Linked DNA regions of Mus musculus: region 1 is linked to region 2. Evidence: chromatin contacts called from ENCODE Hi-C or POLR2A ChIA-PET data. All regions are on one chromosome and are shown on one strand. Each heading gives the region's core, a stretch centred on a gene start or an enhancer-like site at or near the end of the contact. The rest is flanking DNA. Distances are from core to core; before and after follow the strand shown.

What was found. Hi-C counts contacts between places; a loop is a spot of excess contacts on that map. ChIA-PET counts read pairs that join two places held with the same protein, here RNA polymerase II (POLR2A).
Region 1: a map of left cerebral cortex shows a loop between it and region 2 (4-fold over the local background). The contact joins the promoter of Cdk7 here to the promoter of Rad17 in region 2. A Hi-C loop is called at or near these places in 8 of 37 maps with a recorded cell type or tissue (gastrocnemius, heart and left cerebral cortex). POLR2A ChIA-PET finds 5 or more read pairs at or near these places in 4 of 5 experiments (Patski and embryonic stem cell).

What each region holds. Positions count from the first base shown.
Region 1 is chr13:100,726,590-100,733,056 of GRCm38, reverse strand. It overlaps Cdk7 (cyclin-dependent kinase 7), which reads left to right and starts at 2,115. Exons shown (of 12, transcript NM_009874.3): 1 at 2,115-2,283; 2 at 2,540-2,599. The coding sequence starts at 2,218.
Region 2 is chr13:100,648,570-100,655,609 of GRCm38, reverse strand. Rad17 (RAD17 checkpoint clamp loader component) reads left to right here and starts at 4,549. Exons shown (of 17, transcript NM_001044371.2): 1 at 4,549-4,660; 2 at 5,829-5,932. The coding sequence starts at 5,891. It overlaps Ak6 (adenylate kinase 6), which reads right to left and starts at 4,267. Exons shown (of 5, transcript NM_027592.3): 1 at 4,165-4,267; 2 at 1,327-1,419. The coding sequence starts at 4,192. Taf9 (TATA-box binding protein associated factor 9) reads right to left here and starts at 4,267. Exons shown (of 3, transcript NM_027139.5): 1 at 4,165-4,267; 2 at 1,327-1,419; 3 at 1-576. The coding sequence starts at 559.

The DNA.
Region 1 (6,467 bases), core at 866-3,365, 80 kb before region 2:
ACCACCATGTGGTTGCTGGGATTTGAACTCGGGACCTTCTGAAGAGCTGTCAGTGCTCTTACCCGCTGAGCCATTTCACCAGCCCAGCACTGTGGAGTCTAACTACATGTTTATTGTAGCATGTAGGATTCTGATTATAACCTGGTTAGTTATGTAGTTGTAGAATTTTGTGATTTATGAATTGAGTATTAATCAACCCAGGATTATAGAAAAAACTCCCAATGACCAATAACAGATTGTGTGTGTGTGTGTGTGTGTGTGTGTGTGTGTGTGTGTGTGTGTGTGACTGTAGGCCAGGCTTTCCTGGAAATTGCAAGGTTCCTGCCTGTGTTTCCAGTGCTGAAGTGCACTGCCATGCCTGGCAGGACAGGGATGTGTAGGGATGGAACAAGAACAGGAAACAGTAGAGGGAGAATCCGATTGCTTAATTACGCTTACTTTACTTTTTCATATGGGTTAAAGTACTTCTTTATGTTACCTAAAACTGGCCAGCTTGGGAGAACTGGCTGCTAGTTCCTTGGAAAGTCAGATTAGTTTCTGTCTAATGCAAAACTTCATTATGCCCCCAATTTTGGTTTGATATGGTGAACCTTGCATGGATCTCTTAAATTTTATTAACAAAAGTATTAAGGGGCTTGGAGATCAGGAGTCCTCTATTTGCACGTATGCCTGCATGACAGGACACTAGATCTTATAAGCCACCATATGGTTGCTGGGAATTAAACTCAGGACCTTTGGAATATGCAGTCAGTGCTCTTATATGTTGAGCCATCTCTCTAGCCCTTGGATCAACTCTTTTTTTTGGTTTTTCAAGACAGGGTTTCTCTGTGTAACCCTGGCTGTCCTGGAACTCACTCTGTAGACCAGGCTGGCCTGGAACTCAGAAATCAGCCTGCCTATGCCTCCCAGTCCACTGCCCAGCCGAAGATCAATTCTTTTTTTTTTTTTCCTTTTTTTTTTTTAAAAGATTTATTTATTGATTATATGTAAGTACACTGTAGCTGTCTTCAGACACTCCAGAAGAGGGAGTCAGATCTCATTACGGATGGTTGTGAGCCACCATGTGGTTGCTGGGATTTGAACTCTGGACCTTCGGAAGAGCAGTCGGGCGCTCTTACCCACTGAGCCATCTCACCAGCCCGAAGATCAATTCTTAAATCCACCAGGGAATTGAGGCCTCAACAAAACCACCCTCTACCCTGCAAACTGGAAACAAAGATATGACTCAAAAGGAAACCATTGCTGGAGCCAGTAATTGACAGCTAGGCTTAAAGTGAAATCATTAATTACATAGCAAACACTGTTACTATGTGTAAAGGCTCTGTATGTTTTTCTTTTTCTTTTTTAAGATTTATTTTTTATTATAACTAGTTACACTGTAACTGTCTTCAGATGCACCAGAAGAGGGCGTCAAATCTCATTCCAGGTGTTTGTGAGCCACCATGTGGTTGCTGGGATTTGAACTCAGGACCTTCCAAAGAGCAGTCAGTGCTTTTATCTGCTGAGCCATCTCACCAGCCCCTGTATGTTTTTCTTAAATCATTAGTTTCAAATTTTTATAAGACCAAAGGCTCATTCTATAGCATTCAGTAGGACTTGGTTTTGATTTCCTGGGCCTGTTTCTTCATAAATCAGCCTTTAAGAACTTGAGGGTGGGACGGGGAGGGGTACCCGATTGGAGGAAGTGGGGCAGAGATCAGGATGTAAAGAGAATAAGTCAATAAATTAGTGGGGGGGGGGGGGAGGAAAAAAACATGCACAAAAAGAAAAACAAAACAAAACAAATGGAGGGGTTTGGTGTCCATAGAGACTCAGGCGACACAGTAACGCAAAGCAAGACAGCTGCAAGGGCAAGCCCTTACACTTCTGCTACATTCCGAACTTAGAAATACCACGTCAGAACCCTGGCCTATCATCTTTGGAAGCAAAAAAAAAATCCACGTTAAAGACAAAATCCAGTAACAAATGGACACTGACTGCAGTCTAGGACAGCACAGCTTCCGGGTACTGTGTGCACGTGGCAGCGGGGAAGGGCAGGGTTCGCGGCCCAACTCAGCTTCCGTAGGACTGGCCCCGCCCACAGCGGAAGTATGGGCGGGACCCGTAGGTCGTGTGCGTCCAGCGACCGGAAGTAGCTGTTGGGCAGCTTTCGGACGCTTTAAATTCCTGCGGGGTGGAGGGCTTAGCTTGGGTGCCCGGGTCTGGTTTCTCACTCGCATGGCTGTGGACGTGAAGTCTCGAGCGAAGCGCTATGAGAAACTGGACTTCCTCGGAGAGGGACAGGTGAGGCCTGGGGCTGAGTTCTCGCGCAGGCAGGCACAGCCTGGCCACCGCCGGCTGCTCGGTCCCCTTGTCACCATCCCTGAATTGCTTCTTCCCTGCTGAAGAAGAGGCCTCCAGACCACGTAGCAGGCCGTGGCCAGTCCCCTCCAGAATCAGGGCTTCTTTGTTCTTAAAAGGGGGAGGTGGGGAAGGGCCAAAAACCAACCAGCAGGTAAAGAAAGACCTCTTACGACTTTGTTACTGTTCCCCTTTCTAGTTTGCGACGGTCTATAAGGCCAGGGACAAGAACACCAACCAAATCGTCGCCATTAAGAAAGTGAGTTGCCTTTTTATGTTGTTTCCTCTCCAGTCTTTGCGTCTTGCTTGCCACGTAGCCCTTGCTGGCACGGACCTCGCTATTTAGAACTTGCTGCGAGCCTTAACCCTTCTGCTTTGTGTTTGGGGGTTTGGGGGGTTTGCAGGTTTGCAGGCGTACTCCACCACGCCAGGCAACTCTTAGAGAGTAAATGCCCGTGCATTAACAGTTGATGGATGGCTGTCTGTGAGATAGTCTTGCTATGGAGTCCAGATTGGTCTCCCAACTCGTGGAAATCCTTCTGCCTCTGCCTCCCGAGTGCCGGGCATTACAGACATGGGCTACCTTCGGCTTCATCTTACTGCTCACAGTCACACTGATTGAAGGAGTTACAAGAACTCTATAGACAGTAGTATTTATTAGTATCCTGTGTTTCAAGATGGAACTCGGGCTGAAACAGTTTTTGTTCAAGTTAAAACGTTTCATCCCCTAAAAGTTGGTTGTTGGCTATGGAGGCAAGGACAGCGTCTCTTCAGTCCTTTTGGATGGCATGGTCTTTCCATGTCAAAGGTTGTTAAAGGTGTGTTATCTATACACGAAGGTTTTCATTGGCATCAGCAATACTGATAATAGTGTAATTTCTAGAAAGATTTAAGTATTCTTAAAACTTAAATTCATTAACAACACCCTGATATAATTTCCTGTGTGCCAAACACTTTTGACTATTTTTTTTTTCTTCCCCCACTTAACCTCCAAATAGTCCGTGAAATAGGTAAAGTGTCTTTGCCTCCCCTTTGAGGTACCTGAGGCTAGTTAGATGACTTGAGGGTCGCACAGCTAGGAATGTGGAGGCATTAGAACAGAGCAGTTGGTTGAGCTTCGTTCCTCTGCTGACATCTATAGCCAGCTCATGGTGACTCTGCGACTCCGAATAGAACTCAGGGCCTGTTGTGGTTGAGCTCTGTATTTCTGTGCTTCTTTGAATCTGTTGTTTCCTTTGTAATCTCACAATTCCTTTGAAGTATGGAGAATTACACTCGCATCTGGCAGCCTCCCCTTTTCATTCATTTAGTATTTGGCTTGCTGTCTTTTCAGTGATTCTGTTACTATCATTGTTTTATTTTAAGACATTATTTTTGTATTAATATTTTCAGGTGGGGGCGCTTGTGTGCCACAGGGCATATGCAGGATCCAGGACAACTGCAGAGAGAGCCTCTCTCTATGCCTTGTAGGTTCCAGGGACTGAGACCTTGCTTGGTAGCAAGTGCCTTGGCTGGGCGTGGTGGCCTATTTCTGTAAGCCCAGCGACTCCAAAGGCTGAAGCAAGAGAATCAAATGGTAGCATTTTCCAGAACTGGGGAGGTAGAGATAGATAGACAAATCCCAGAGGCTGCCTCCATGTAGCATTTCCTACGTGGTAGATGCCCGTGAGAGACACTTTCTCACAGAAACAAGGTGGACAGTGTCTGAGGAAAAACATCTGAGTTGGCCTCTAACCTGCATGTGCACACACACAAACATACATACCTACACCTACATTTGTGCACCCTTAAAGACATATATACATAAAGTTCAGGACCTTCTTGAGCTAAAGAGTAAGTTTCAAGGCTAGCACAGGCAATTTAGTAAGACCCCACCCCGTCTCAAAATAGAAAGTAAAAGGCTGGAGAGATGGCTCAGCTGCTTGTTCTTCCAGAGGATCATTGTTCAATTCCCAGCAACCACATGGTGGCTCACAACCATCTGTAATGAGATCCAGTGCCCTCTCCTGGTGTCTGAAGACAGCTACAGAAAACAAACAAACAAACAAAAATGTCGGGCACTGGTGGCACACACCTTTAATCCCAGCACTTGGGAGGCAGAAGCAGGCGGATTTCTGAGTTCGAGGCCAGCCTGGTCTACAGAGTGAGTTCCAGGACAGCCAGGGCTGCACAGAGAAACCCTGTCTCAAAATAAATAAATAAATAAATAAATAAATAAAACAAGACAAAAAAAACAAACAAACAAGGCCTAGGCTTAGTGGTGGAGCCTTTGCCTAGCACATGTGAAGCCTGCTGTTGTGGAAAACAAGCACCAGAATTATATCCAAACACCAGAAGAAACGACAAAACACCAGGCAGTTTCCTTTTTCTTGAGACAGGAACTCTGTAGCCCAGGCAAACTCCTATCAGTTCCAGCCTCTCAACGATGGTATTCCTGGTGTGAGCCGCTCCCATCCTCCCCTCTTCTCTCTGCTGCTGTCTTTGTTATCACCAGGTCTACTTCTGGCTCACCATCCCAGCCACGCTCACCTTTCTATTCCTAGAACGTGTTAGATTTGTTCTAGTCCCAGGATTGTTGTATTTTCTCTTTCTTCTGGTTGCCCTGTTTTGTCTCCAGAACTTGGTGTAGTTGAATTCTATTTCACTCAGATGCCTCTCCACCTAGAGGGGCCTTTTAAATACACCAAAACAAGTGTTGCCCACTGCTTCCCTGTTCTTTGCAGCTCTTTACTCTATATCATCTTCATGCCACTGCCAGGCTCTGACATCCTTCCGTCTGAGTGCACTGTCCACAAGAGTCTACTAACATTCCTGGGGCTGTGATGGCCACATCTGTAGGCATGTGTTTATTATGTGTGTGGGTGTTTGCCAGCATGTCTGTCTGTACAGCTATGTATAGAAGCCAAAAGAATGTTTTATTCCCTGGGGCAGGTGTTACAGATGGTTGTGAGCTCTTATATGGTCACTGAGAATCAAACCTAGATCCTCTGGAAGAGCAGTCAGTGTGCTCTTCACCATTGAGTCAGGTGTGTCCTGACTTAGCTGGATACAGTGGAGTATATTCTCAGAGACAGGTAGGAGGGTCATCTGAGTCTAGAAGTTGAGAAAAAACATACTACACTGGTATCTGAATCAAAGAAAACCTTGAGTTGACTAATAAAATCTTTTCATATGGTTGACATATTGGGTTTTGTAATTGTAGATACAAGTGGGTTTTCTTGCTTGCTTTTAACATTAGGATTAAGAATTCGCCTGGCAGTGGTGGCGCACACCTTTGATCCCAGCACTTGGGAGGCAGAGGCAGGTGGATTTCTGAGTTCAAGGCCAGCCTTGTCTACAGATTGAGTTCCAGGACAGCCAGAGCTACACAGAGAAACCCTGTCTCGAAAAACAAAAAAATAAAACCAAAAAAAAATTATTAAGCAAAAGCTTTTAATATGCTATATTTTCTTTTGTTTTGGCTTTTCAATTTCTTTAACTGAACTTTATGTCCAGGACATTTGGAGTGGCTGGTTTGTGGGACTTCTGTTTCCCAACTTAGACATCACTTATACTTTGTTCTGTGAACATTTGAGGATTTGGTGCTGTGAACCTTCTGTTTCCAACATTCATAGTTTCTACTAATACTCACTTGTTAACACCCTCTTTAATTTGATAAAAAAAAAAAAGAACAATTAAACTGCTTTTGAATTTACTATAACTTGGGCTTCTTGAAGTATGGCTTATGTAACTTAGCAGTTAAGAGCAGTAACTGCTTTTGTAGAAACCCAAGTTTGGTTTCCAGAACTCATGTGGTGGCTAACAAGTGTTTGTTCCAGGTGATCTGACATCCTCTGCCCTCCACAGGCACAAGGTGTAGATGTGATCCACAGATATTTATGCAGGCATAACACCCCCACACATAAAATAAATATTGTTTTTTGTTTGTTTGTTTGTTTGGTTATTTTTTTTTTGTTTTTCTTTTCGGTTTTTCGAGACAGGGTTTCTCTGTGTAGCCCTGGCTGTCCTGGAACTCACTCTGTAGACCAGGCTGGCCTTGAACTCAGAGATCCACCTGCCTCTGCCTCCCAAGTGCTGGGATCAAAGGCGTGCGCCACCACGCCTGGCAATAAATATTGTTTTTAAAA
Region 2 (7,040 bases), core at 3,300-5,799:
ACCTCTGTCCTGTGAGGGACATTGGGGTGCCTACTTTAGTTGAAACAGACATGGTTTGTGGAGTCGGTGTACCTAGGGTGGGAGTACTTGGTCTACTAGAAACTGAACCAACACTTAACCTTGGAACTGTTATTCTTCCTGCAGGAGCAGGTGCCTTTTTCTGTAAAGACTTAAGCCTATAGTTTGGGGCAGTTAAGCAATACCTATCAGGTGGCAATCTAGGACCTGAATATGGCTTGATCAGTGGCAAAGGGGTTTGATTTCTTTGTCGTGCAATATCTAATAAGAAATCTCTCGGGGGTGGAGAAGTGAAAGACTGGTCAGCACGGCACTGGATTGCCAGTCGTACGTCATCTGCATCAACAGTAGCTTTCTTAGCATGGCTGGAATAAATTTTAGCATCATCTAGAATTGTTGTCACATATCGGAAGGCAAACTCCAGCATCTGATTTATAACTCTTGGCTCATATTCTGTAATCCCCATATCCTTCAGGATTTGTGCCATCATCTGTGCATCTTTCGGCATGCTCTTGGGAGACGCCATCTTGCCAGACTCCATGATATCCGCTGATCAGACTTTAGGTCATTTAAAAAAAATATGGAAATTAGATCAAACCGAAATAGTTACTTCAGTAGCAACTGCTAGGAATTTAAAATTTTCAAATGTTTTAAAACTTTAAAAAATATATTTAAAATACAAAACATCAACCTTTTTTTCTAATTAAGCATATTTAAACCTCCCTTTGGTTAAATACTAAATTCCTTCTCTGAATGTAGACTATAAAAAGGATGACACAAATAAGTTAAATAATAAAAGATTAGGGGAAAACAGGATAAAATAAGTAAAACTACCACACTTTATATGCAATGAGTCTGGGCATGCAACTGTCAAAATGATTTTTAAAAAATAACATAGTCATGTTCTAATGGTTTGAGTTCACAGTAACCTGTCCTTCCTGAGAGATCAGTATGTCTCGTATAGTCATTTAAAATCACTCAAACCTTTGTGTCTGCTGAACACAGCATTTTCCCTCTTCTTCATATTCAGATCTTATCTATCGAGTCTCCTAACAGAAACTCTCCTAATTATTACTCTTTGCAACAATTCTAGTTATTTTGGGTTAGGGAAGGGAAAATGTCCAAAATAACCATGTGATGCTACTATCTGCTATACATGTGACACTTTTTCTTTCTCAGGTCCCTAGCACAACAGAACTGCTTACTACCAGGATCCTTCTGCTTTCTGGACCTCTAGCAACACTTAGCAGGACTAACACTCTATTACCTGACTTAAAAACAAAAACGCAACATCAAAGTGACCCTTACCTTCTCGAGCTAGATCTCCCACGTTAACGTACTTCAGGCCTGATCTTGATGCAAGTTCTTTGCCTAGTGTGGTTTTTCCAACCCCTGGTGTACCTGTAAGATTAGACACAGAAAAATACTGTTCAAATACTACTTATTTGTCAGCCATCTTCTGCCCTTAAGGTTCTTAACTGATATAAAGCCTGGTATGGTGGTGTACGTCTTTAATCCCAGCACTTGGGGCAGAGGCAGGTGAGAGTCTCTGGGGCTTCAAGACCAGACTAGGCTACACAGTGTCAGGACAGCCAGGGCCACATAGGAAAGCCCTATCTCAAAACCAAACCAAACCAACCAACCAAAAAATTCTCCAGAAATTACTGTCTACTAGTGTCTATATCCTAATCTCCAGGGATAGGACTGCAGCAATTTTGATGCCAATTCTGCCTGCCAACAACAAAATTCCCAGCATAAAATTAGACACCTTGCCGGGCGTGGTGGCCCATGCCTTTAATCACAGCACTCGGGAGGCAGAGGCAGGCGGATTTCTGAGTTCAAGGCCAGCCTGGTCTACAAAGTAAGTTCCAAGACAGCTTGAGCTATACAGAGAAACCCGGTCTTAAAAAAACAAACAAACAAAAAAACAAAACAAAAAAATTAGGCACCTCAAATACACTATTATCACTTATTGCGTTAATAAAAAGCTTAAAAAACATTCAATGGGCCGGGCATGGTGGCGCACGCCTTTAATCCCAGCACTGGGGAGGCAGAGGCAGGTGGATTTCTGAGTTCGAGGCCATCCTGGTCTACAGAGTGAGTTCCAGGACAGCCAGGGCTACACAGAGAAACCCTGTCTCGAAAAACCAAAACCAAACCAAACCAAAACCAAAACAAACAAACAAACAAAAAAACCAAACAAACCCCCACCCCCCAAAAAAACATTCAATGGGGCTGGAGAGATGGCTCAGCAGTTGAGAGCACCAACTGCTCTTCCAAAGGTCGTGAGTTCAAATCCCAGCAACCACATGGTGGCTCACAACCATCCTTAATAAGATCTGATGCCCTCTTCTGGGGTGTCTGAAGACAGCTACAGTGTACTTACATATAATAAATAAATCTTAAAAAAAAAAATTCAATGGAAAAAAAGTTTAGTATGAGCAATACCATTACTACCATTTCCCCTAACAGAAATACCTTCCCCAGAGGGAGCTACTTTAAACCAGTTTCTTACTTAACTTTCTATGTGTTTGTGTGTATCTAAGGGATACTTGGTGTGTATTTAAGTAAGTGTATACATACACACTGTATATATCCACACAGCATAGATACCCTTATAAATGACACTATACATAGTTTGCTTTTCTCCTTTTACAGCTAATACCCTCCACTTCCCCCTGTTTTTGTTTTTTTTCGAGACAGGGTTTCTCTGTGTAGCCCTGACTGTCCTGGAACTCACTCTGTAGACCAGGCTGGCCTCGAACTCAGAAATCCGCCTGCCTCTGCCTCCCAAGTGCTGGGATTAAAGGCTTGTGCCACCACTGCCCTGCTTATAGCTAATACCCTTAAGACAATCAAATGCATAATGTTCAAACTTATGTCAACTTGAACATTGTAAGAAATCCTGAAAAATCATGTCTCTATAGTCAAAAAAAATATACTTCCACTGTAAGAACACATCAATCCCAACTCTTACTCAGCGCTCGTGAACCCTTTCTGTATTCAACACTCCCATTCAGATCTACAGAGTTCTTATGATGTAACTCTTGTCCGTCCCTCCCCACTGCTTTCCCCCCTCCCGCCAACCGGCACGGTTCTAGGTTGGCCTTTGACTTCTCATCCTCCCTAGTATTGGAATAACAGACATATGCCACCCCATCTAGTCTATGTTGTTCTGGGGACCTGATTCCAGGGCTTCCTGCCTACTAGTGAGTAGTCTACCAACTGATCTACAGCATTCTCTGCAGCCTACTGGCTTCAGAATCTGAAAGCCCCAAGAAACTGTCTGGCCATGCAAATCAGATATTGTAAAATGTTCCTAAGGAATCTCAAAGCTAAAGCCTGCAGAGCTAAGACAGACAACAACCTCACCTGATTCGTTACCTGACAAAACAGCAGCTGAACTTTTTTCAGTAAAGTGATGGCATCTTTATCTATATCCATCCCATCTTTGTACAACTGGCCTATGACGCTACTAAACGCTACAACTTAACCTTTCTTATTAAAGCTCCGAAACGTCCCACCCACGATCAGCTCCAGATCACCACAAACGCTCAGAAACCTTAACACTGAAACAACAACAAAGCCCGTGGCGCGAACCGAACAAAGTAACAGTTCATTAGTCACGTCTCTTCACAAGCATCCCAAAAATCATCTACAGAAACCTTTCGGGAAGTGTTTCTCAAAAGCAAAGGGGTATCTAAAAATAAAAAATAAAATAAGAAGGTGACGACCAAGAAGGCCCAAAGACTGGGGTACCCACCATCACCACATCTCCTAACGGCTAAAAACTGCCTCACCGCACCTCGATTTTTAAAAACCCCAAGCCCGACCGCGACAAAGGCTCAGCAGCCCGTTCTCCAGGCAAAGATACCAGATTGACAAAGGCCAAGCGTCCGGCGGAGCGACGGGGCAGCGGGAGAGCAGGAGCCGGCCTGCCGCTCTCCCTCTCCTCGGCGCGGCGTCTGACCAACCGAACCGCCGCCTCCGCCGCTTCCCCCGCCCCCCACCCCAACGGTCGCGAGCGCCGGGTCCTGACGCGCCAGCCGACACGGCACGCCGCGCGGCCTGCGGAGCGCCCCCGGGACCTCACAGCCCTCGGCAAACCCCGGCCCGGCCCGACCCGACCCCGTTGCGCGCCCTAACCGGTGAGCAGGATATTCGGAAGCTTCATAGTCCTCCTTCCCCTGCAGCCAAAGCCTCCGCTCACGCGCCCGCCCCGACGCGCTTGCCAGGGAGGAACCGGAAAGGGCGGGCGTGCGTGCGGAGGGGCGGTCTCGTGCGCCTGTACGCGGCTAGGTTCCCTCGAGGCCCTCCGCCGGGCTCGCACGCACTCAGACCCTACCTCGGCACGCACCAGGAACTCCGCTGGCCTCGGGTCCTACGCTTCCATCTAATGGTGGGAAGCCGGGCCCCGAGACCCGCCTGCGTTTCGGGTCAGGCAGTGCGCTGGACGCCTACGTCCCTTGCTCGCTTGCCGGCCCCTCCCCTCTGGCTGCGTCGCGGAAGCGCCGTCCGTGAGGAAGGTCCCCAGGAGGCGGGCCCTCCAACAGCCTGCGGCTGAGCCGGGAGGGCTGGGTGGCGAAGTACAGCCCCGGTTCTCCGCTTTTTTCCGCCCGCGAGGGGACGCAGCTCCCGGAAAGTAAGGACGCCGCGGCTTCCGCTTGATTTATTAATATCCCAGAGGCGTGAGGTCAGCTGTGTCTTCACGCATACCTGGGCTGTGTCCTTCCCGGCCCGCCCTCCAGTCTGGACTGGTGTAGGATGTAGGTGAGGAGCCCTGGCCTGGAGCCATGGTGCGAGGTGTCAGCTCCGCTCACTGGTGATTGCAGAAACACCTAAGGACTGACGTGTGAGCTTTGTGTCCCTGTCCCCTGTGCAGTGTGTGAGGTGGAGGTGGATAGGCTAGGGGTAGTGTTGAAGTTCTCGTTATCTCCGGCGCGTTTCCCGAGCCTGATATCATCAGAGACGGTTGTTTGTTTATCGAAGGAGGTGACTGTCAGTCTTGTTTTCAAAGAGCCCTGATCATTGAGCATCTTTCATTTCGACAACTATAATTTCTTAAGCAGACGTTTTTGTGTCCCTTTGAAAGGTCAGGCCATAATCCTAAATTAGATAGGAGAAGATGATTTGTTTTATTGGGTGCCAAAGTTTTCAGCGTGTGGGCTTGTGTGTACCTACAACTCTAAAATAGATGGGTGCACCTTCCAATATATACATTTATCCAAAGTGACTAATGAGTCTCATTTCATTTTTTCCCCCTTAAATTGTAAATCCACAGTACTTGGTAGCATGACATGAAATACAATTTTCAGCATAAAAATAAAAATGTTTATATGGGATTAGTTTTTCTTTATAATAAAAGGTAAGTGCACAAATATATGGTTTTTCTGTTTCATTCATCGTTGAGTTTTTTTTTTTAAGATTTATTTATTTATTATATGTAAGTACACTGTAGCTGTCTTTAGACACTCCAGAAGAGGGTGTCAGATCTTGTTACAGATGGTTGTGAGCCACCATGTGGTTGCTGGGATTTGAACTCAGAACCTTCGGAAGAGCAGTCAGTGAGTGTTCTTAACCGCTGAGCCATCTCTCCAGCCCCATCATTGAGTTTTTATGAACAGCTTTTATTTATATTATACCATCATAGATAGATTATCTGATTAAATTGTAATCATTTAAAATTTACTTTAAGATTTTAACATCTTTATTTGAGCCCTTATTTCTTGGTTGATTATGTATTTTGGTATTAATCCTGTATTTACAGTTTTTTTTTAAATAATTTGAGCTGTTTTTCTTTTTTCCCCAAGGTGAATTATACTTCAACATACTCTAAATTGTATGCTACTGATGGGAACTGTTAAAGTTTATAATGTCAGAAACTTTCCTTAGACCAAAGGTGTCTTCCACAAAGGTATGATATACATAAAATGGTCATGTGGTGATTGCCTAAAGAAAATGAGAAAAGTTTGTTTGTTCTCAGTGCTTTATGCCTGTCAAAGTAGTGATAGTCCAGTGTCTGTTACAATCAGTGATCTGAAGTCTGGTAAGCTGCAAAACAACTATAACCATAATTATGAAAAGCCTCCTTTTTTTCTTTTCTTTAATTTTCTTTTCTTCTCTCTTTTACTTTTTCAAAACAGTTTCTTTTTGTAGACTTGGATATCTTGGAACTCAATTTTAGATCTGGCTGGCCTCTGTCTTCTGAGTGCTGGGATTAAGGGCTTGAACCACTACGCCCAGTTTTGAAAAAGCATTTGTAATTCCAGTTACTCTTAAGAGATACATATGTGGTTGTTGGCTAGCTTAACCACAGGCTCTACCTGATGTTCAGTCAGTGTGTCCTTTTTCAGCAAGATAGGAATTGTGAGGAAGTGTAGACTCATGCAAGAGAACTGGGAGCCGTTTCCCTAAGGGAACTCTAATTTTTTTTCTGATTTCTTTTTTTTTTTTTTTTAAAGATTTATTTATTTATTATATGTAAGTACACTGTAGCTGTCTTCAGATACCCCAGAAGAGGGCATCAGAGCTTGTTACAGATGGTTGTGAGCCACCATGTGGTTGCTGGGATTTGAACTCCGGACCTCTGGAAGAGCAGTCGGGTGCTCTAACCCACTGAGCCATCTCACCAGCCCTTTTTTTCTGATTTCAAGTAAATTATATAACTTTGCTGTTTTTCTTTCTCACGGTAGATGGAAGTAAGAAATAAAAGTACAACGTGTATAAATAACATACAAATCAATATTGTCTTCAGAAGGTTTAGTATAAAACTATTTTCATGCACTTTTAAATATAGCAGGAAGAAAATGATTATAGTATCATTGTCAATCCTTTGACATAGAAGAAATGAGTCAGGTGGCTATGACAACATTTTTTTCTTTCTGTACATCTTCTTTCTTCTACTTCTGATAATATTTTTGACCCTTTGACCAAAGGGTGACGTGTGGATTAGATTGATAAAATAGTTATCAGTCCACATTTCTTCCCATAAGCCTTATTCTCAATTTCAGTTTTGGAGTCTG